Linked DNA regions of Homo sapiens: regions 1, 3, 4, 5 and 6 are each linked to region 2. The links are chromatin loops, found by intact Hi-C in ENCODE. Cell type or tissue: heart right ventricle. All regions are shown on one strand. Region 1 overlaps PRKG1 (protein kinase cGMP-dependent 1). Region 2 holds the start of PRKG1 (protein kinase cGMP-dependent 1). Region 3 overlaps PRKG1 (protein kinase cGMP-dependent 1). Region 4 overlaps PRKG1 (protein kinase cGMP-dependent 1). Region 5 overlaps PRKG1 (protein kinase cGMP-dependent 1). Region 6 overlaps PRKG1 (protein kinase cGMP-dependent 1).

Evidence for each region. Hi-C counts contacts between places; a loop is a spot of excess contacts. Peaks named below come from ENCODE experiments on the same cell type or tissue, not always from the same donor. Only the 100,000 strongest peaks of a DNase experiment are listed, where the experiment ranks them.
Region 1: it touches region 2 in a loop (2.6-fold over the local background); 11 of 110 quality-filtered maps call a loop at or near these places.
Region 3: a loop joins it to region 2, with 3.0 times the contacts of the local background. A loop is called at or near these places in 2 of 110 quality-filtered maps.
Region 4: it touches region 2 in a loop (4-fold over the local background); 37 of 110 quality-filtered maps call a loop at or near these places.
Region 5: it touches region 2 in a loop (4-fold over the local background); 17 of 110 quality-filtered maps call a loop at or near these places.
Region 6: a loop joins it to region 2, with 2.4 times the contacts of the local background. A loop is called at or near these places in 18 of 110 quality-filtered maps.

Annotation. Positions count from the first base shown.
Region 1 is chr10:51,387,458-51,391,457 of GRCh38, reverse strand. All of the region lies in intron 2 of PRKG1 (protein kinase cGMP-dependent 1), which reads right to left. Among named protein-coding and RNA genes, the nearest start is that of MIR605, 90 kb to the right of the region's middle. In heart right ventricle, CTCF peaks have their summits at 1,722 and 1,922 (motif pointing left); DNase peaks (open chromatin) are centred at 1,546 and 1,914; H3K27ac peaks cover 1,767 bases.
Region 2 is chr10:51,073,067-51,077,066 of GRCh38, reverse strand. PRKG1 (protein kinase cGMP-dependent 1) reads right to left here and starts at 2,580. Exons shown (of 18, transcript NM_006258.4): 1 at 2,166-2,580. The coding sequence starts at 2,476. In heart right ventricle, no CTCF peak of the experiment used is centred here; DNase peaks (open chromatin) are centred at 2,456 and 3,176; H3K4me3 peaks cover 4,000 bases; H3K27ac peaks cover 2,243 bases.
Region 3 is chr10:51,145,108-51,149,107 of GRCh38, reverse strand. The region is part of intron 1 of PRKG1 (protein kinase cGMP-dependent 1); the gene reads right to left. Among named protein-coding and RNA genes, the nearest start is that of PRKG1, 73 kb to the right of the region's middle. In heart right ventricle, no CTCF peak of the experiment used is centred here; no DNase peak of the experiment used is centred here; H3K27ac peaks cover 1,125 bases.
Region 4 is chr10:51,959,046-51,963,045 of GRCh38, reverse strand. The region is part of intron 5 of PRKG1 (protein kinase cGMP-dependent 1); the gene reads right to left. Among named protein-coding and RNA genes, the nearest start is that of CSTF2T, 260 kb to the right of the region's middle. In heart right ventricle, a CTCF peak has its summit at 2,452 (motif pointing right); no DNase peak of the experiment used is centred here.
Region 5 is chr10:51,240,527-51,244,526 of GRCh38, reverse strand. The region is part of intron 2 of PRKG1 (protein kinase cGMP-dependent 1); the gene reads right to left. Among named protein-coding and RNA genes, the nearest start is that of MIR605, 57 kb to the left of the region's middle. In heart right ventricle, no CTCF peak of the experiment used is centred here; no DNase peak of the experiment used is centred here; H3K27ac peaks cover 3,482 bases.
Region 6 is chr10:51,232,588-51,236,587 of GRCh38, reverse strand. All of the region lies in intron 2 of PRKG1 (protein kinase cGMP-dependent 1), which reads right to left. Among named protein-coding and RNA genes, the nearest start is that of MIR605, 65 kb to the left of the region's middle. In heart right ventricle, no CTCF peak of the experiment used is centred here; no DNase peak of the experiment used is centred here; H3K27ac peaks cover 476 bases.

The DNA.
Region 1 (4,000 bases), 310 kb before region 2:
ACTAGCACAGGTGCAAGCAGGAACTTAAACATAGAGAGAAACCTAAAGAAAGATTCCACCAGTACTCTTCCACCAACCAGATTAGCAAACTTTGCCTCTAGCACACCTCTAAGGAAATCAATTTCAATGGTACCCTAAATCCAAAGTTACACAATATGTGAATTCTTTTGTTGTTTTAAACAAATTTTTAAAACTCACTCACTCTGCAGGAGGTAAGTTTTATAATCATTCATTCTAGTAATTAACTAAGAAGGCAGCAATGTGTTCTGGAAGCAGAAAAAAGAGTTCTGTTTCGGACTCTACCCTTAGAGAGCAAGGATGAAGAAACTAGGTTCTAGAATAAGCCAAATTTGCACTCCTCCACAAGTTCTACAATCTTGGACAGCCTCTCCCCCTCTCAGTGCTACAATTTCTGCCTCTGAGAAATGAGGATAACACCATAATCCACCTCAAATGATGTTTACGAAGACTAAATCAAAACCAATTATCTTTGCGCAGGGTTTTTCAACCATAGGATTATATAATAGATGTTTTGGACTGGATAATTTTTTGTTGTGGAGTGATTTCCTGTGCATTGTTGGATGTTTAGCACCATCCATGGCCTCTACCCTGTAGGTAACAGTAATGACAATGAAAATGTCTCTAGATATTGCCAAATGTTCCCTCGAGGCAAAATTATACGTGGTAATAATCAATGCTTACTGCCTAGCAAATGGCAACTCCTGAATAAATGTGAGTCCCTCTACTAGAGTACTTCAGTTGGTGTTACCTGTTGTTATAAGGAAGAAGCCTTAACCTCACCTTAAGAAAGTAAATACCACCATGGACTTTAGGTATACTAATGTAATAATAAAGGAAAAAGAAAATTGTTGATAGACTAAGTATTATGCAGTGTTGCAATGATATTTATAGGTACACATGAACTCGTGTTATCTTCAAAGCTATCCTAGGGAGTCAAGACTAAGTTTTCTCCAAAATTCTTTCCCATGAACATATTGCTTAATGATAATTTTATAACCTGAAGTTGAATTGTATGTAAACATATTGATTGTCACCTTGAAACAAGTTTCAAAGTGCCTATGAATATACGCATGTCATGAATGTGTATATCAATGTATTTAGCAGCCTGCAGTTTCCAGGAATATGAACCTGTCTGTAAAGTTGAAGCCAACTTTATGGGCCATAAATGGACACTGCCAAGAGCCTCACCCAGTGATTCCAGTTAGTCATTTCAGATATAAAGCCATGGTATGTGGCTTGGTGGAATTCCCACAGAGTTTTGCACTTTGGATGTGTTCCACATGATTCTGCCTTAAATGCTGTACTATCAACTGAAGTGTGTATGGAGTTTTGAAACATTTTAATTCAGCTTATTCAACTGAATGCCTCGACCACAAACATTCCTGCTTACCAAGCACATTGGCTCTAGCTAGAATCAAGCAATTAGGGAGGGATGACATTCTGCCAGATTTTGCATATGGCCAGTGGACTGAAATTCATTTGGGTCCATAAACATACTTTTCCACAGATGGGAATTTCAAGAATTTGAAAGAGTCAAAGCAACCTTCTGGGAGCCCTCCATCTCCCTATCTAAGATGGAATACAGCTGTCCGATTGGGCTGCTGGCAGAAAAGTCACTGAAAGTGACATTTCTTAGTTCCAAGATGTTCTTGTTCCCTTATCATTTTATGTATTACTCAATAATCCATCTGTATATGGGAAGTAATTTGTGAGCTAATCCAGCATTATTATTTCTCTATATATGGAAAATAACTTATAAGCTAATCTAGTATTATTATCTCAATTTTTAAAAAGAAGTTACTGAGAATAAGGGAGCTTAACTAAGTTGGCCAAGGACTTGATGGGACACCCACCAAGTAGAAGGGTGAAAGTGCAAACCTAGAGCTGTCTGCCTGCCCCAGGATGCCCCCTAGTGGCTGACAGGCAATACCAAGGAAACTGTACAGCTGTGGCGGCATGTTAGGGGTGATCAATAGAGATGAAATTTAGTTAAGTAATTCTAGTACTGTGAGGAGTGTAAAAGAATGATCGGTGTTTGAATATTATTTTTAGGTTTTCTATCTGTGGGGTTCTTTTCCTAACCAGGACTGACCGCTTTTATTCTGTGGCATGGGGCACCAGGATAAGGAATAAAAAAGTTATTTCTCTAAGAGTAATGTCTTTGCATAAGATTAAAAGGCCACTTGCATAACGGAAGCAAAGCTGTAAAAGTTATGAAAATTGGTCATAAGAAAGAGGAAAAACAAGATATCTTTTAAAAAGATTTGTACTCGTTTCTTAAGGAATGTTTAATCAGAACTCTTGTTTCCAAACTACATCAGAGGCAACTTTTCCTACAAAAATCCTGTAATTGGCTATCACAAGTTATACGCCTGGTCAGTACAATTATATTGCATCCCTGAAGCATTACCTAGATAGACAGATTTAAGAAGAAACCTATTTTTGTATTAATACAATAGCAACTTGGAATCAATTACCATGTTTCAAAGGACCCTCATTAGATCTGCTGTCAGTTGCACAGAATTCATAATTTGTCTTTATTGCAAATGTATTTCTGTTATTTTCCACTAGCAACCAAAAAACTAGAACGCTGGTGAGAAAAAAACTTCCTTTTAACCAGACCACCTTGCTGGTTGGTATTCCTTATTACAGTACAGAGTCAACTACATTATTTTCACAGTGTACTTACTTTGACATGAGTTTACTGACAACTTTCCTAGACAATTTGTTTTTATAAAATATGTTATAGAATTATAAAGTTACCAAAACAATCTAGAGGCATCGTTGAGTGTTAGGAGAATTTAATTGGAAAGACAGAATTTTTTTTTCCTCACATGACATTGAACATTTCAAAAACACTGTTGCCCTTTTACTGAAAAGCTAATATTTCCCTCCAGATTTCTGATTCTCATATTCATAGGGCCTTTGGTAAGCTAAACTTTAACTTGAGGCTCAAGACTATATAAATATTTATCATGGACAGAAAATTTAAAAAGAAATCTTAGTGATTTTAGGCATCAAAAGAGATTTGTGTGGTGTAATAAAAGAGTCCTGGACTTAAATTCAGGGGGTTTGCATCTGATCTTTGATCTGTCACTATTTGAGCTAGTCTCACTGGACTCGGTTTCTTTACCTCAGAAGTAAGAGAGTCAGATCAGATGTCTTCACATATGCCCCCAAACTGTGGCAATATGTGATGGCTATAGGGAACACTTTAAAATAAAAGGGGGAATATACATTACTAATGAAAAGAAAGTGTCCCAATTCAAAACACCAACTCATAGTAACGGTCTTATATATGGCTTGAAACAAAAATGTATTTTAGGGTTTGATAAAAGTAAGTTTCAAAAATATACCACATCATTTCTTCAACTCTTAAATTAGAACATTAAATGTTAAACACTTTAAGAAATAAATGAAAAAACAAAAATATCATTGTCAGTCAACCCACTAACTTCAAAGCTGACATTCTTAATTTAGATAGTAAAAAACTGGATTTAATTTTAAAAATGACTTCATACCATATGCCCAACATTAAATGTTTATTATTAATAATAAAATATATCAGTAGCAGCAGTCACTTTTAGAAAACCAGTGCAACTTAGATAAGTCCAAATAGAATGAAATATATTAGAACATAATGGAGGAGAAGGGAAATGACTCCATGTGTAGAAATGAAAATACAACTTAATATGTTTAAAAGAAATAACAACTAAAGGGAGTTAGCAAACTACATGAAATAATTTTGTGTCCTGCTATGTGGCACTTAACCAGCCAGAAAGCTAAAAGCTGGCCTTTCGAATATTTGTCATATGAATGTTTCAATATCAATTCAGGTACCAAGCCTTCCTAAGTGAAACAGGCAGAAAACAGCAAGGGTTCATCATTGGGTTGGCAATAAACAGGTAGTAACTATTCCTGCTGGGAGAATTCATCTCTAAAAAGAGGTGTGATGGACTGCAAGGACTTTATAGCCAAA
Region 2 (4,000 bases):
ACTACTCAAGCCAATTTTTTTCTAGTTTTCTTTATGTAAGTGTGAAAAAAGAACAGATGTTTTTCCAAAATTATTTAAGCTTGGAAGGCATTCTATCATTTTCCTCAATAAAATACTTCAGAGTCACCCAAAGCATCATGGCAATACCTTAAGAGCTGAGTCCTTTAAAATACAAGTTATTAGTAAGAAATCAGTATCAGGACACACAGTGTTGTTTGATAGATAAAATGTTATTATAATGATAGATAAAATGTTATTATAATGGGATGCTGTAAATTATTTGCCACACCAGCTTTATTTTCCACTCTGGACCTTTTTCGTTTGTTTGTTTTTCAATCTAGATATTCTACAAGTCATGTACAAAGAGGCTTTTAAACTTATCACATTGTATAGCTCATTCCCTACTGCCTAGAATCTTGTAAATCTCTGATGGAATGTGTAACTGGAGTTATCAGCTGGCTTCAACATGCTTCACTATGAAACCTATTAAAGTGGTCTTTTTGTAAAAGCAGAGTTTGCTCTGTGTCACTCAAAAGTCCTGCGGATACAAAAATGAGATCCTATGAAATGTTTAAAGATGCAGAGAGCTGTCTTTGAGTTATTTTTTCATTATGCAAAACTTGGCCCAGGAGAGATGGTCATGTACCTCGTTAGCTAAAACAGTCAGGCATGTCAGGATTGCAAATTAATTTACCAGAGAAAGTTGAAGTTTATTCAGATCACTCAGGTTTCTAAGGCAGATCTAAGTCTGCTGAACTATTAGGGCAATTTGGTAAGGTCAGAATCTCAGAAATGTTTATCCTTATTGTCTCTTTCCAACTCCCTCGCAGAATACAAACTCCTCCCTAAACTAAGCCTGCATGAACAGCAAATGTTCCATGGGAATCAACATGTATAGGTATAACTCTAAGTTTTCAAAAGTAGTAATTGGTACATGCTGTGATTCTCCCCAAAAAACATCCAATAAATACAAATAGAGATAATCAAATATTTACTTTCTCCTTATATTAACTTGTTGTATTTATGAAGTGAAGGGTTTCGATGGACCTTGCATTATTACGTAACACGTGCCATCCAGCCAATGTGATTTCGTTAGTAGTAGAGTAAGCAGCAATATCCTTGGTTTTATCAATTACGTTATTATCTATTAATTTAAAATGCCGTTCTTTTGGGTGCTCTCCCACATTCTGTTAACCTCATGTTCCTGTCGCTTTACTCTCCATATGAACTCTGAGTTGAGTGTTGTATAACAAGTTTCATTAAATTTTTCCCATCCAAGTTATGAAGCCCACTAACATCAGAATTGCACAGTTCCCTAAAAGGCTAGAACAATGCCAGAGTGGTTGCATTAGAAGCCAAGAGTAAGGCAAACAATGGGTCCACGTTTTAAATAAGATAAGTGTGCTTATCTGTATCTGACCCTGGAAACAAGCAACCACCTCTTGGGAGATGGAGATGCTCCATTAGTAACATTATGCACGTTTCTTAAGTAAAATAAGCAATCTTCTCCCTCATATGTTATGAAAAAATATTTCTTCAAAATCAACAGACTAGTCTTCCATTTATGGATTGTAAATGTCATCCAATTCAGGAAATCAAAAATTCTTCCTTTTTCTATGCCTATTTGCTTATGTTTCACACTTTGATGATGACAAGAACGTCAGGTTTGAAGGGTACCAGCGTGAAGCGCCAGCAGGTAGAGAAATCCGGGAGAGCCACAAAAGCATAGAAAGTATGGGTGATCAGACGCATTTCATTTCAAGTCTGATGAGCCTGCATTTAGGATTTTCCAGCTGGGCTGGTTTGCCAGGGCTTTTGGGAGACGGGGGCTTTTTATTTCTTCTCTCACACTCACACACACGGTCGGACACACACCTGGGACGTGTTCAAACTCTACGTACACTAGGTGGCTTATACGAATGTATATGTATATTTAAAAATAATACCTTGACATCTGACAAAGACACGAAGGCAACGTATGTGCAGTGAGTCTGGCTCTGAGAAACGTGCACAGCCCCGCAAGAAGTGCCCGTTAAAATGAAACATTTCTGAGGATGAGGACAGACATGGCAAGCGGGAGGGGCGGGGGCCGACAGACAATACAGAGACCCGCAGCTCCCCATCGCCAGGGCGCCACATGGACCCGGCGCGTCACCCCTGCTTACTGTGGGCTCTTGGGGTAGAAGGGCAGGGTCACATGGCTGAGATCCTGGATGTCGAAGGCGGTGGGCTCGGCGGAGATCGCCTGCCGCTTGGTGCGCGGCTCGCCCTGCAAGGTGCTCGCGCTCTGCTTCTGCGCCTGCTGGGTGGCTGGTCGGATCACCGAGCGGTACTTGTCCAGCTCGTTCTGCAGCTTCTGGATCAGTTCGTCCTTCTGATCCAACTCCAGCTCCAGCTCGTCGATGAGAGCATCCCGCTGCCTCAGCTCCTCGATCTTCTCCTGGAGCGCGTACTGTAAATCCCGCAAGGTGCCCATGCTCCTCCGGGCTGCCGGGGGCTCCTTCCTGCCGCTGCTCCGCGTCTTGAGGCTTCCTCCCCTCTCCGATCAACTTTCCCCAAAGTCGCCGCTGCCTCCCGAGTGCCAAAGCTTCCTACTTGAGACCAAAGCCAGCCCTGGCTTCTGAGCATGCCCAGTCCGCCGGCTCCAGCCACCCAGAGTTTCAGTGCAGATTCCACTTCTCTGGGCTGGCTGTGAGGCTCAGAGCGGGGAGAGCAAACCAGCAGGTCCAACCCGGGATTAAACCTGAGACGCGGTGGGCGCCGCGGCGCGGGGGAGAAGAGTCGGAGGCGCGGTGGCGGGGGAGCGGGAGGAGGGGACGTGAATGGGGGCTCCGAGGCAGCGGCTGGGCTCTCAGAGTCCCTCGCGCCGGGCGCCCAAGGAAGCTTGCGGGGCGTGCGGGGAGCCTGATAAGCCTCCGAGGCGCGCCGGGGGTGTGCGGGTGGAGCGAGGCGGGAGCGCTACTTCGGGGGTGGGGAGGTGGGAGGGAGGGGACAGGGAGGACCCCGGGCAAACTCGGGAGGCCTCAGCTGACTCCAGAGCAGACCAGCCTGGAGAATGTTGAGCTACGATCCTAGCGACGTACGAGGCATAGGGGACTCTGCATCATCAAAGCTCTGAGTTCTGGAGGTATTTTGACGGCCGGCCTCACTAAGGAAAGCTCCCGAGCGGTGTGGCCGAGCTGTCGCTTCTCCCACGCCACCTTTCCCACCCAGAGCGCCTCACACAGGTGGCTAACGCTTGCGAAGAAACTTGCCTCTCAGGAGATGCGAGCGAGTCGGCGCCCGCGAGGAATTCCCCCTTTCAGCCTACTACCTTTGGGAAAGGGTTGTGGGGTAGGGGGTGGGGTTTCCGATTTTAGCACCCGAGGCGTTGCTACTCTTCGCCTGCTCCAGATAGTTACTTTCCTTTCTGCCCCTTCCAAACTCTCATCGGGGAACTGTTTTAGGGCAAAGGCCAAAAACGGATTTGGGCCCTAGCAGGTCACTCAGCTTCCCCATGAGCCCTCCGCCTTGAGCTGGTGCCTGGGAATAGTTCTCGGATGGGCCTTGCTTCTTCCATTTGCTGAATTTGGCGGGGAGAGGGTGGGGGTTAAAAATCATTCCCGAGCTCCAAAAATTTCATCTTGAAACTGAATCATACCTTTAAAAATATTACTTTCCTCACAACCAAGCTGTTAGGAATGTATCTTTCCACTTGAATGGCCAGGAAGACATCCTGACACAAACTTTGAAGAAGAGGGAAAATCGTGAAGGAGCGAGGGAGACCACGCAGGCTGCAGTGAATTGTACACTATACTGCAGTCACCCCCACCTCTACCCACTCCCACCCTCATCCCTGCCCACTCAATATTCCCCAAAATGATCACAATTAGGTAACTTCCTTTCTATCCAAGTGTTACACTCCCATCATGGGAACACATGTTTAGAATCCCCAAATATCTGCCTAATACGTACCTAAATCCCTAATATTTGCTTAAGACATTACGAACTCATCCAATTT
Region 3 (4,000 bases), 72 kb before region 2:
CAAGGACAAAGGTGTAGAGTTTGGAATGACCTTGATATATTCAAGGATCAGAAAGGAGACCTGTATGGTTGAAGCATACAGTGAGAAAGAAGGAATGGGATGGGAGAATAAGATCACTGAGGTAGGCAGGGGATGGGTTTCATAGGACCTTGAAGACTACAATAAAGAGTTTTATTCCAAACACCAGTGAAGGACTATAAAAAGGGGTATGATTTATAGACAATATAACAGACATAAAGAATAAATGATATAAATTTACTTTAAAATGTTACTAAATTTGTGGAGGTTTTCTGTTGTGGATTTCATCAATTAATGAATACTGAAAGCAAAATTGATTATCATGTTAATAAGGGAGTTTTATAATTGAAACTCTTGGGAACCACTGTCTCATAAAGCTTACATTTATTTGGAATTTAAATCACTTACTCTCAGGCAACTCTTACATATTAGGAGAGAATTAGGTCTCATCTCAATTTCAAGAACTATCTCCAGAGGCCTGAAGTGTGCCCACTCTCTACTTTCACTCATGTTTTAGATCAGTTTCGCCCTCAGTCAGGTCACAGGCAATAGTAAACATGCCAAGAACAGCCTTGCCCAGAAATGTGAGCATTAACATCTGATCTCTTTGATTAAAAAAGACTTCCAGGCACTTTAAAAGACATAGTCAAAGCTATTAAGTTATTGCTAAGAATGGAAATCAGCGAAAGCAATCTGAAAATGTAGCACAAATCTTCTATAATAAAAATTTTTAACCAAAAACATCACTCACTAATTTTCTTTTGCACTGAATGGTCAACTTTGGGATCAAATGTCAGGGGAAGCAATAAATGATTTTCACAGTCACCTTGGCCTACAGTATTGTCTATCCATTTGGGAACTCAGACATCCAAGTCTTCATTGAGGACATGACAGTCCACAGCTCTTTCACACAGACATACTCCTTGCAGAGCCTCTTAAAAGTTTCTAATTCCGAGTTATTTTCAAAGGACAACTCCATCCATCTATTGTGAAATATTTGATTAATACCTATAAGAAAGAAAATTGGTAGTCCTGTTGCTGCCACAATTGTTAAGATTCTGCCCAAACCATGGATCCTATTTCTTGCCTAACAACTTTTCTGAATGAACTCCACAGATATAAGCTGGCTAAGAGCTAAGAACTACCAACCAGCCCACATAAAGATAAAATTTAATCCTGCAAAGTTATTGGCCAATTTAGATATTCCCTCAAAACCACAAACCAGTTTTCAACAAGGTTCACACTGTATTTTCACATCAACCAACTCTGCTATAGCTATCCCAATCTTATGACAAAAATAGTCATGAGGAAATTAAAACTGTTTGCCAAATTCAGACCTATAATTAGCATTTGATACAAAACAAAGGAATCACTGGCCAAAATTAATGTTAGCGACATAGTTATTTGGTGAACAATAATATTTATCTTTTATTACATACATTGTAATATTTACCAATTGTCAATTGCCTTCTAACTTTTTTCCTGCAGTTCTAAAATAGATTATTTAGTTCCTTTGAATTAAATCATGAAATCATGAGGAAATATTAATAGTCTAAAAACAATGATGTGGAAAGGGAAGATAGCCCATAAAATATTTATTTGCCCAAATGTCATTCAGATGGTAACTTAATTTTCCTTCGTTTTTTTTTTCCTTTTACTTTTAGTTGACATGTAGTAACGGTACATATTTATGGGATACAGAGTGATATTTTCATACATGTACATAATGTGTAATGATCAAGTCAGGGTAATTATCATATCCATCACGTTAAACATTTGTTATTTCTTTGTGTTGGAAATATTTAAAATTCTTTTAGCTTTTTGAAAATATGCCATAAATTATTGTTAACTATATTCATCCTTCAGTGCTATAGAACACTGGAACTTATTCCTCTTATGTAGCTATAATTTTTTATCCATTAACCAACCCTTCAGTATCTTTCCCTCATCCCTACTCTTTGCAGCCTCTAATAACTATAATCCTGCTCTTTACTTTTATGCATTCAATCTACATATTAGTGAGAACATGCAGTATTTATATTTCTGTGACTGACCGATTTCACTTAACACAATGTCCTCCAGGTTCATCTATGTTGCTACAAATGACAGGATTTCATTCTTTTTTATGGCTAAATAGTATTCTGTTGGGTATATGTACCACATTTCCTTATCTGTTCATCTGTTGATGGACATTTAGATTGATTCCGTATCTTGGCTATTGTGACTAGTGCTGCAATAAATATGGGAGTACAGATATCTCTTTGATATACTGATTTTCTTTCCTTTGAATAAATACCCAGCAGGATTTCTAGAAACTAGATCTCTAAATCTTACCATATACAAAACATCAACTCAAAATGGATTAAAGACCTAAATGTAAGACCCCAAACTATAAAACTACTAGAAGAAAAAGGAGGGGAATTGCTTCAGGACATCGAGTCTAGGCAAAGGTCTTAAGAATAAGACCTCAAAAGCATAGACAACAAAAATACACAAATGGGACTATGTCAAAAAATAAATAAAAAGCTTCTTCATAGCAAAGGAAATGATCAGCAGAGTGAAGAAGCAACCTGAAGAATGGGAGTAAATATTTGCAAGCTTCAAGCGAAGGACAAATGTTCAGAAAATACAAGGAACTTAAAATAATAATAATAATAATAATAATTTGATTAAAACATGGGCATGTGATCTGAATAAACATATCTCAAAAGAAGACATACAAATGGCCAAGTATATGAAAAAATGCTCAACATCATTAATCATTAGGGAAATGCAAATCAAAACTATAATGAGCCATCATCTTAAACCAGTTAAAATGACTATTATCAAAAAGACAAAAAATAACAAAATGCTAGAGAGGATGCAGAGAAAAGGGACTACATTTTTTTCTTTTTTTTTTTTGAGACAGAGTCTTGTTCTGTCACCCAGGCTGGAGTGCAGTGGTGTGATCTGGACTCACTGCAAGCTCCGCCTCCCGGGTTCATGCCATTCTCCTGCCTCAGCCTCCAAAGTAGCTGGGGCTGCAGGCACCTGCCACCATGCCTGGCTGTTTTTTTTGTTTGTTTGTTTGTTTTTTCGTATTTTTAGTAGAAACGGGGTTTCACCATGTTAGCCAGGATGGTCTCGATCTCCTGACCTTGTGATCCACCCGCCTCAGCCTCCCAAAGTTTACACTGTAGGTGAGAATGTAAATTAGTATAGCCAGGGAAAACAGTATGGAGTTTTCTCTAAAACTAAAAATACAGCTAGTATTCTCCATTTTAACTAATACTCTCACCTCATTGTCATTGACTAGGAGCAATGCTAAGTAGCTCTTGAAATCACTAGTTAGATGTTAACAGATGGGGCAGGCTTATATTAATTGAGGAAAAAGAAAATTGTTGTTCTTTTAGGTGTTCATCCACTTCCAAAACGTCAATATTAAAAGTCTCCCATTCAACTATTCAAGTCATTCAGCTCTCTAGAGATGCATTTTACGCGTGAGCCTAACTAAAAATAGAGCAGTTTCCAAAAGAATCCAGATCAAGCTCTTCTCCTGTAAGCTTCCTCTCTCATATCATGGAATTAAAACCGTGAAGTTTCACAGAACTAACGTAAAGTGCCTTGCCTGAGAATAAATAAGACCGTACGCATTTCATTACATAATTTAAGAACTATGTGGCCTGATCTATTAAGAACTAACTCTATTTCTGAAGTTTAGATGCCCAAACAGCAAAACAGGGTAATAACTGAGAAAAAAAATGTCAGATATTTATATGTCTAATTGCAATTCAATGTTTTAAAGTATTTTTTTCTTACCTTTCAAGGCACTAAATAATTGAAATTTCTCAGAACTCATTTGTTTCCAACAAGGTCAGCATGAATACACTATAAACAAGTTCCTCACCACCCTGGGCAACCCTATCATCAGGGCATACATTGAGTGCCATGATGTTACTGTTAGTCCTTTGAAACCCAGCAACTCACACCACCACTATGTGTT
Region 4 (4,000 bases), 890 kb before region 2:
GTGTACATTTCTACTATGATAAATGACAAAACTACACTGAGAGCATCCAGCCTTTCTTGATAAACTCAAACTAGAAAGATTTCTCAGCTTCTGTTTTCCACACAAAATAGTTAAGATAAACCTACTCCATAATAATTCACATTTCCCCCACTCATCTCACCGATTAAATTCCTTGTAGCCTCAAACATTTTGAAGATATTAATATAAACATAGAGCTAGGCTCAAGTGGCTGCCAACAAATATATTGGTAGGGACATTAGTGCTGAATATTTCTCCTACAGCCACTCCACATCAGGAGCTACATGTGCCTAGACCACATTCCCCTGTGCACTTTGTTTTACAGTCAAAGCCTAATATGCTGTCCTTGAAAGGTAGACATTACATTAGTTAAATTATATCTGGAAAGAGTCAGGAAAAAAAAGCAGGATTATCCCTGGTGAACTCCAAATTTAGTCTCAATGAACACAGGAAGAGACCATGACCACAGCTGCAAATCAAAGGGAGGTTTACCAAATCCATCGTGGCTTATATAATATCTCACTTTAAAAAGAAAAGAAAAGAAAAGAAAAAGAAATCTGGAGCTAAATTAGCCATTCAAGACCTATGATCATCCTATTTGTATTTATTATTTCATGGAATTCACAGAACAGTCATACTAAATTGAGTCTACCCATCTTTGGGTAAGGAAACCGAGATCTCACAGCTATAATAGGGGGAAGCAGGATTTGAATCAAGGCTGTACAGCTGCAAGACTAGTGTTCCCACCCACCATTCTGAATGCCTCAGTATCTGACAAAGCTCCCAGAATTTGAACCCTAGATGTCCAGCTCCAGGGCTAGTGCTCCTACCCATCCTTGGTGCTAGTTTTTAAGAATCATTCTTCCCGAGCTCCTTCCTGACCCTTCTCTCCCAACCAAGAGTCTTCCAGCCTGTGGTGTACTCTTTGCTTTCAAGCCTTTAACTTGCCTCTCCTTGGTGGATAGATTTTGGATTTTTGTCCCCATAGCCCTTCAATCTAAATACAACTTGCTTTTAAACCCCAATTTCTTTAAAAGGGCATGATGTCCGATGGTGCTAGTTTTTCCATTTTTATTTACTTAATTTTTTATTTAACTGGGGAACAATTTTGTCTTTCCTGACGTGGATATCACAGATCAGTCTTCTGGTGGCTTACTTGGGATCACTACCTGGTCTCTAAATAACTGGAAGAGTAGCTGCAACAATGTCAGTACAGCTTGCCTCCAAAAACTACCTCAAGTATCGAATACACAACAAATAAAAACTCAAAAGTGAGCAAAGCTAACCAGAAATACATTCTGGTAATACACGTAAAAATTTGGACAATAACAGCTTGTGGGAGGGAGGATATGACTAAATCTTTTGATTTCAAACAAATAACAATCACCATGAATCTAGCATTTTATTCAAAGAGCATAGAAGAGGGAAGTCATCAATGTTTGTACTTTACCACATCCATCTCTACTGTGTACCTTTCTGGGTGTGTGTTATTGCATGTGCACTTGAGCACCAATTGCTGATATCTGTTAAATGTATTAATTACTCCTGCAACCATATATACCACACCTTACTTTGCACAGTTGACTCGAGCAACATGGGTTTGAATTGTGCAGGTCTGCTTAAATGCAGATTCTTTTTTTTCAATAAATACAGTGGGCCCTCCACATCTGCAGGTTCCTCATTCTCAACCAAACGCAGATCAAAAACAGTATTCCTGGGATGCAAAACCCGTGGACACGAGGGTCAACTTTTCATATCTGTGGTTCAGCAGAACCCACTGTGGGACTTGAGCATGCATGGATTTTAGTATTTAAGGGGATCCTGAAACCAATCCTCCCCCCACAATATCAAGACAACTGTATTTGGTATTATGTTAGTTCTGTAGAAATAATATCCTTCTCTAGAAAAGCTTATAATGAAGAAAGAGAAAATTACATTCACTAACCTTATAAAACTAACTTTTAAAAATTAAATATATTCAGTGAAACTAATGCCTTTTTTGGCACTTAATAGCCTGTGTGATAACATGAAGACTGGCAGAACACATATCAAATGAGCTCAATACTTCAACTTGCTGTCGCTAAAAAGCAACAATCACGCCTGAGTAGCATGGCATATAAAACAATTTGCATCCCAATATGTGGGAACAATCTAAATTCTTAGAATCCCTAAGCAGTTTCACAGGCTCTTTGTTGGCAGAACCACGAACTGGGGAAGTCGGATATCATGCTTTTGAGATCCTATTTGGAGTTCTTCTAAATGACAAGCTTGAGCATCTCTGCATAAAACACGTGATTCATCTCCCATTTCAGTTGGATCACAGACAATCTGCTTTCTAACATCTGCCTGCGAAAATCCAGGGCAGATTTCTTAAGACTCTGGTACCAAATATGGGTTACAGAAAAACTGGTTACGTCGTCTTTATTTTACCAATAGGTGGCACTGTGGGTAACGATATAGAATCAATGTGACACTACATGAACAGAAAAAATAGAAAACGGTTATTTTTGGTGGGGGGTGTGGTGGGGAGGGGGCAGGAAAAAATATCCCATCTTGTTTAAAAGTATCTTACTCCCATAAATATTTTTATAGTCTTATAATTATTATAGTTTATATAAGTTATGCAACTATTTTGTTGTATAACTACTGCTCCTGTTTTTTCCCTCCTTCATACCTTGTTTCCAAAGTCTGTTAAACTAACCCAGTTTCACATCTAGTCAATGAGAAGGTTGAATTAGCTCAAGGGTAGAAAACTCAAGTGCCTGTTAGAGCAGGTAGCTCATTTAAATGAGTTCAGAGGTTCTAAAGTAAGAGGATAAGGATGCTAAATGGTACCCATCCAAAATAATTTCCTTTTCAATGTTTTTGTTTGTTTTCTGGTTGGTTTGGCTTAAAAAAAAAAAAAGGAAACCAAAGTAAAAAGGTCTTTGGGAACAAATTTTTGACTTCTTGATTAGATGATGTCTAGAAGTTTCTGCAGCTATAGAACACTGTAATGGATCCTAGATTCTACTAGGAGAATATATAAAATCACACATATTTCTAATCATGTACATACATGAATATGCATAATTTTGATATCTTCAATCTGTGATAGCTCTGTTTATACTTAATGTGAAACAAAGTAGAAAGATATTTCCCTTACATTAAAACTCAGGGAAATATGAAATGAATTTAGAGAACACAAGATTCAATTATCTTCCAACTTTTTCCATCCTAAGTAACAGCATCACCACCCACTTGGCTCTCTGCAGTTAGAAATCTTGGCATCATCTGCTATACTTCAATCTCCTTCACCTCTGACATTTCATCAGTCACTGAGCCCAACAAATTTTACCTCCAAACTCTCTCCCTATTCTATTTCTAATTTTTAAACCCTATGACTCCTGCCCTAATTCAAACACTCACTGCCTAGATCTCACTCAACAGACTGAATAAACCCAACTGGAGCAGTGAGTACCTGGGGAGAAGGAGAAAAATTGTGACCAACCTAGGAGGCATCAAAGCTGGAACTGAGATACAAGACTCTAAGCAATGCTTACCCTTCCAGTCTTGTCTCTTGTATGCTACCTCAACGTACTCTACATTTCCACCTTCAGTTGCGCAGCAGTACTCAATATTATTAGAACTATCCACATGACACTCTTTGATAGGTTTCACAAACTGTAATATCCTTGACTGCCTAGCAAATTCCTAGATATCTTTCAAGGCACAGCTCAACTATTTTCTCCTCTACAAAATCTTCTCCAATTATCGTAAAATGATGATTAATTACTCTGTGATTGCATATTTGTACACATTTCTCACATAACACTATCACAACATGTTGAGTGTCTAGTCTATGAGAGAAGAGCCTGTCATTCATCTTTAATTACTGAATTACACCTGAAATAAATTATGTCTAAAAATCAGTCTGTCTGGTTTTGAATTCCAGCTCTACCACTAAGTAACCTTAAGATTTTGAGCAAGGTAGTGTAATTTT
Region 5 (4,000 bases), 170 kb before region 2:
TAGAGACTCCACAGCAGGGGGAATTGGGAGGAGGAGGCAGAGTGTGTGTGTGTGAGAAAGAACCACTGAATGTTCTATAAATAAATATGATCTACTCTACATATCCCCCTAGACATGAGGGTGACCTCAGAAATGATATTGAGATTTCAGGCTACCTGCAACAAATCATTATCTTGGATTCACCTTGACAATATAAATGGTAAAAAAAAAAAAAAAAAGGAAGAAAGGGAATATTCCTACACTCAATTCAAATGCTTAGTTTCCTTAATTTCAATTTGCCACATAAATAAATGAAAATCTAATCAAATAACTAATAAGTTTTAAATAGTCCCATAGGTATTACATTTTATGTAAAGTATCTATGATATATTTTTAAAATATTTATGTTGTTCCTTCTTGGGAAATTTTATTGATTGTGTGTTTATATGTGCTCAAATAAGAAAAAGGTTATTTGAACATTGGGCCAAGAAAGATTCTATTGCTTGCAAAAGAAACAAAACATGACAACATCAACACAATAGAACAAAATTCAAAACTCGTTTGTTACATTTGTTAGGGATAATTACTGCACACTCTGAGCATCATTGGTCTAAGAATAATTTATTTACCAAAGCAGTAAGAAGAGTCTTTAGAAATTAACCAGGAAAATGGCAGAAGGCAATATAAGAAGTCAAGTAATACTCTCCTGCAAATGTAATTGTTCCGTTTCCAGCCCTGCTTCTCTAGGAGTATATCTACTGATATCTACCAATTAATTAGCATTTCCAGGTGCATTTAAGTCTTGGCATCAGGCCCATAGTCCTTGTTCACAGGTATATGAAAAGAGACCTTGCCAAATGCTCACCAGCACTATGGGGAATGAAACTGCCCATGCCATGATGGATTACATCAGGAAAGATCTATCTAATGAAGGTCTTCAGAAGCAACAAATCAACACAGAAAAATGGCTGATGTCCAGAAAAGGGAAAACAATTTCTTTAGGTCTCTGTACAGACGATGAGTCCAGGGAGGAGGAAGAACATGGGGAACTAGGTAGGCACCTGCACATACACCACAGCAGGGAAAAACATAAGGTCCGCCAGAGCAATGCCAGGAAATGGTGATCCTACACCCTGACCAGGGCAAGAGCCTTCTGCTGACTGCTCTGGCTTCACAGCTATTCCAGGGACTGAGCTTTTCCCATTAGGCCAGTGGTGGTGAACAGACCTGAGACTCTGCACTACTCTTTATCAGTTCCTTTAAAACATGTCCACATGTAAATAGTCCTTTTAATAAACTCTCCTCAAATTTCCCTGCTTAAGTCAGCTGTCTGTGTCCTGTGGGCTCTCTCACTGATACATCATCCAAGTCAGGAAAGAAAGGATGAACACAGTCACACTAAGGCTAAGGGGCTTACAATCCCCCACCAAAAAGCCTTCCTTCTAACTGATATCTACTAATTAAGGGGCATTTCCAAGTCCATCTCAATGTATTAGCACCATATCAATTCTTATTATTCACAAGCATGCCATTGAAGACCTAGTGAAACATTCACAGAAATCCAGTATGTCTACACCGGGTCTCCAGCCTCCCTCCAAATCTAATTCACTTTTTTCCAAGAGAGAAATTAAATCACTTTGGTATAATCTGTCTTAGTAAACTCAAGATGATTCTCAGTGATCACCTGCAACCTGTCTTAGTGTTCACTATATTTTCACTAATTGATTCCAGATTTTTGCTCATGATTGGCATCATCCCACCAAGCTAATTAATCTAAAAATTGGGGGATTGAGCTTCTTTTCAAAAATTATATCAACCTCTGGTCAATTACAATCTTCCTGCTCCTCTCCCATTCTTTGTAACTCTATAAAGTAACAAAGATCAACATAGCAATTGCATTTATCCCAGTGTTACATAACTAACTTGTCTAATGTTTGTTTTACCCCTAGACTGCGAGCCTTGAGGGCAGGGATTGTATCTTACTCACCTCGAAATGGACATCATTGCTGGTACCTAGGAAAATGTCAGGGTATTACAGATGCACAATAACTGTTTGCTGAATTGAATTTACTGCACCAATGTAGTGGTTTAAAATTTCCTCATATCTTTGGGCTTCAGCTTCTTCTCACTAGTATTATACCCTATCCAATCTAATATTTATTTCCTTTGATAGAGAAACTGTTATGTGTTGGGGGAAGACAAAGTAGGACTTGTTATCCTAGAGGGGCTTTTGGTTGACTCATCCAATCACCTTCTATCTTCTTGTTCTGAACATACTTATAAACTTTTCTCATCTTTGGCATTTTCTCCCTTTGACACATTCTACAGGCTTCTGACACTTGCGCTTGGTTATTGGGCTCTTCTCCCAGCCTCCTGTCTTTTATCCTGTATGTGCTCATTAGAGAATTTCTCACCCAGTCATTTATATATAGGACGACTTCCCTTGCCTTCCTCATCACAATCCATGCTATTATTCTATTTGAATTTCAGTTCTGGGAGCTTCCCACCTTATTCAGCAATCTTTTTGTTTCAAGCCAGACTGTTACATTATTCATCTTTTTTTTTTTTTTATTGTTCCAGCATAGAGGGCAAAAAAGCCATTCTCCACTGGCAATGATGTGGATCTTTGGTATCCAGGGTTCTAAATATTGCTTATGCAAATAAAGCAGTTTTGAAATTGGCTTTGGACTACTGGATGGTTGATTTTTTAAGGGTGTTTTCATCAGGTCAGGCATGACCCTCTCAGGTTTAAGGACAGCACAGGACAGGGAGAAATAATTCTTTTCTCTGCCTCTGAAGTTCTACAGGTTGTCAGATGGGCTCTGATGATCTAAAAAAGAGAGACTTTGGCAGAAAGAGTAGTTGACAACAATTGCAACCTAAAACAACATCTGTTATGTGAATTGTGACATATGCTGTCACTTTATAGGTTTGGGTTTGCAGGCCTAATCTGTAAAGCTGTTTATTCTTGCCTTAGGAGGAATTAGCAGTAGGCTAATATAAGGATATCAGAGTTCAGATTCTAATTCTGCTGCTAATTCACTGACTTAAAGCAGGGTATTACTTTACCTCCCTCGGCTTAAATTAAGATGAGCTTCCTCGTCTTAAATTGTGTGATTATCTTTCCTCTTCAAATATGTGAATAAATGTTTGCTAACATCTCTCCCAACTCTGATAATTCGATGATTCCCTGAAAGAGAAGCAATTAGCTAAAGGAGGTTCTTTGGCTTTTTTTTTTTTGGATTGGAGCAAATGAGCTAGCTCCACAGGCTGCCTGTGCCATGACGCCGTGACTATTGTCTTGGGGTAGAGCCTTAAGAATATCAGCCTATGAATGAACAACATCATTCTGACATCAGGCAGATTTCATTTCAGATTCTAACTTTGCCAGTTACTAGCTCAGTGAACTTGGGCTAAACATGAGCCTCAGTTCATCTTCAAAACAGGGATCCTAATAGGACCTACTTCATGAGGGTGTTGAGGTTGTTGTGAGGGTTAAAATAATAAACACATAGTAAGCACCCAGCTCAAGGAGTGGCATGTGGTAAATTCTCAAAAGATGTTACAAAATTAATTAAACTTACAAGAACTACTACAAATGGAAGAATTCCATTCAATCCATCTTTTAGAAAAGATAAAAACTATTCACTATTCTTTTGGAAGAGATCCACTTCAAGCCTAGGCCCATTCTGGTCCAGAATCTTTTCCTTAGATCCCTAAGAGGTCAGTACTTTTATTGTCCCAGCCTTTTATTCCTTTAAGTAGGGAGTTTTCTTCCATTGACTACCAAGGATGTTTAGGCATTTTCCATCCAGGCTACACAGAGGAGGCCCCTCTTGGTGTTCAAGGTGATAGTCCTTTTGATATTTTACAGGTCCCTGCAGGATTTTGTTTGATCTGGAAGTATTTCTTCAATTAGATACATAAATACAAAACATTTGTCCTGTGAATACATTTCTAGATATTAAAGAGGCATAATTTGAAAGAGAGAGTTCCTGACCTTCAGAACTACTGATGAGAC
Region 6 (4,000 bases), 160 kb before region 2:
GAGGTTGCAGTGAGCCAAGATCATGCCACTGCACTCCAGCCTGGGCGACAGAGCAAGACTCCATTAAAAAAAAAAAAAAGAACCTGGTTTATTGGATAGATGAACATCTATACTATTGCCCAAATGCATATTCGGAATGCAAACTACTTTCCTCATTTCTGAGTTCACAGGGAGGTGGGAAAAATATCACATGAAAGCTGACAAATACTGACAACAAAGACACATGATACCACAGGAAATAAACATTTCTACACTGTGTATAAAAATAATATAAAATGGCATTTGAATTATCAGTATAACAGGTTATCATTGCAGAGTTAAGGTCAGCAGTTAAGGGTTATCAAATTTATTGATTAATTGGCTCTCCCCTGTCAATGAGGTAGCCATCTAGGTATTTTCCCTATTGTACAGATAAAGAAAGTGAGGCTAAGAGGTCAAATGACTTCTGAAAAGTCATACTCTGGAACTAAAATTAACTGTTCTTATTCTTAGAACAGTGGTTCTCAAAGAGCATCAGTACCATCTGGGATCTTGTTAGACTGCAAATTCTCAGTTCCACCCCAAAGCAGCTACACCAGAAACTCTAAGGGCGGGACCAGCAATCTGTTTTAACAAGCCCTCCAGGTGATTCTGATACATTCAAAATTTGAGAACCACTGACCTTGGGAAGAAAGAAATCTTGCAAATTTCTCTCCCCTCCAAATATTAATTGGTTCTCTCTTTTTTTTTATTTTTCATTTTTAACCATTTCTGATGGAGTTTTTTCTAAATTGCTTTACATACTTTCCTGGTTTCTTAGAGGTATGTGTATATAATTTAACCAATTTTCACCATTTTGATGACTTAGTTTTTAATTTTTAAATGGTTTTATCCTTTTCATTTTCATCTCTCCCTGTCACTTGTTCTATCAGAAAATCTCTGTGTAACAAAAACAGAAAAGTAAGCATCTAGAATTGTATTTTAAAATTCATCATAAATTAAAAAGTCATCATAAGATTTTGGAAGAGGTCTTGTGGAGGAATGGCTTCAGCAGTGGGTCTTTATAAAATCCATCTCCCGAGCATTAAGTGACAAAAACCAAAAGAACTTTCAGCAAAGGCAGACAGTAATGTACAAGATGATATGCAGAATGGCAATTATTAGTATTTTCAAAGAAAAGAAGTTTTGTTTGTTTGTTTGTTTTTCTGCAAGATGTAACGTGATTTAGAACAAATTGCCTGACAGTGACTTAAACCTAACGGGGCTCTATAAATATTTGGTGAAAGAAAATCTGCCATTGTGTCCAAAGAGGAACAAAATAGTAATATTTAATCTTAAATTTGAGAAACAAGTAAGCAAATATCTGCCTTTCCCAGATACCACAATAAGTAACAGAAAAACAGAATCATTTCAAAGAAGGCTTGGCCAGGGAGTTGAAAGCTCTTCTTCTTTGAGCAATTGTGTTTCTATGGAAGGTAACTCTGGCTTCCTGCATGGAATATCGTTCTTAGGAAGAATAATTTGCTCTCTAACACTCTTGCCATAGTTAGGTATTACGGAAAGTACTGGCTTGAATGTCCATGACCAGGACATATTCTGGTTCTTTGGAAATAGAAAATCAAAAACATTAATGATTTTATTTCAAGCTACTTACAGATAGTATATACTCTTAGGTAAAATGTGTCTATTCACAGCCTATAAATTGTTAGAAAAAATAGTGTGTCCAATATATTTGATCATCAATTTAGCAAAAATCGTAAGTTATTATACTGTGTTGTTTGTTTTCGGTGAAATATTTTTATTTTTTTTCTTTTCCATTCAGAAATAATACTTTTGGTTGACTTGAATGTTTATTGGCTAGGACTCTAATTGAGGAAAAAAATACAAAAAAAGGATGCAAAATATTAATTCCTATTTAGAAGGATTTTTTTTTCTAGATTTCCTGCTACTGCTTTACTTTCTTGTTGCTGAAAGAAAATTATTTTGTCTTCCCGTGTTCTATTTAAAGTGGAGAATAAAAATGCCAAATTAATGCTATGTATTAATGAAGCAGAGATAAATCCTGTTTGGTAAGAAAACCTAAAGGTTCAATTCCAACCCAGCTATCAAATCTAAGGCTGATTTTTATTGGTTTATTTTTGCCTTAAATGTATTCAAGCAATATTTGTTCTAAAAAAAATTTGTAGGGAGGTAGATATCTTTGTGAACAGGTTGAGCTCTCCTTACAACGAAGCAGCAGCTTCTATCTTTCAGTGCAATCTGGGCAGAAAAGACTAGCTCATCACAAAGCAGAAAAGGAATTCATTAGTTAAAGGTGAGGAGTGGCCCCAACCATAAGCAGAAGAAAATTGTCTGACACAGAAAGACGGGTGGGTTCCATAGTGAGGAAGTGGGTTTTACTACCATGCAGAATCTCAAAAGGCGAGAGGATCTTTGAAAACCTTTGATGAATTCAGAAAGACTGACCTTAGCACCAAGACCCTGAGAAGTTAAGAAGCTTATTTAAAGTCACATAGTGGGGCAAAGTGTTCCAAGGTCAGATTGGGCACTAAACAGGCTCCCAACTTGATATGGTCCATATGAATTTGGAAAATATGCATTTCAATTCTAACTCTGATAAGCTAAAGAGACCGTTCCCTACATTTTCAGGATGACATAAGATCTCCAGACTCTTGAGAAAATAATCTGATTCATAAGAAGAATGTAACAAGACACCTGAGAGTCACAGGGCAAATTCATACCTACTACCCACAGAGAACACTAGAATAAAAGATACCGCTTATTGTGGAATCGAATACTAACATCAAGAAAATGTTTTGTTAGACAGCAAAATCTTTCTCACTAGTCTCCCTTAAAGGTATAAGAAGATTTCTTAAATTTCCCTAATTTATCTCAATCACCTATTAAGGATCTCTCTCACATGCATTTATCTGAGTCCTAAGCCATACACTGAGGTAATGAGTTTCATTTATCCCCTTTCTAGTTGGTAAAGTGGCATTGCTTATTTGAATGAAATTAAACCTTTTTGAGTGCCATCTGGTTCTGATACTGAAGAATTTGGTGTACACATCCATGTTTACTCTAGACTGATAAGCCTTAATAACATTCCATCTGGAATACATTTCCCATATCAGAATGCTAACTATTTTTATTAAACCCTAATACTGAAGGTTGTCTAGTCTTTTTGGTTATTTAGAGGCTTTCCTTAGAACAATCTCATATTGCAGATTTCAGTGTAGAAATAGATCTCAAGTCATAGTTATGCACACAGGATTATATTGTAAAATGGGGTGTTCTCATGAAGACTTTTTTGGTTACAGGAATAGAATTCACTCAAAGTAGCTTAGGTAAACAGATGGTTATTATGTGAATACAACAATGTCAAACGTGGTCTCAGAGAAACCGGAGTGACAATGTCAATCCTAACATTGCTCCTTCTAGCTCTCTCTCAATTCTACTTCTACATTCTCCACCAGGTTCTTATCTTTGCCTGCTCTTTCCATCTCTACCATTCACATTCTTGCGCATATGTATCTTGCATATTCTCAGCATGGTCACCTACACAGCCCATTTTGTACACTGCACTGCAGTTTTGGGGCTCATCACTGAATATCTTGAGTCTTTGAGCCCACTTTGTTCAAATTCTTGAGAGAAATAATCTGCTTTACCTCTGTTGAATGAATAGGTTAGCTCCCTTTTGATTAGGCTCCATCCCTGACTAACTAATCATAGCTAGAAATGGAAATGGGTCACCTGATAAGTGCAGCTGACACTTCTAGGAGCCAAGGTAGGGGCAGGTTGATTCTATTGAAGGAGCTGTGGATTCAAGCAGGCAAAGAAACGTGTCTAGCACAGGGGAGGACAAGAATTTGCACTCAATTTTAAACATAATGTCATATATTCCAGAAACTGTGCCACCACTTCTATTTGATCCTTTTGTCAAGAATTTTTTTTTCCATTGCACTGAGGTACCATCATAGGTCTTTTCTCTCAAAGAACAACAAGACAGAAAACATTGTCA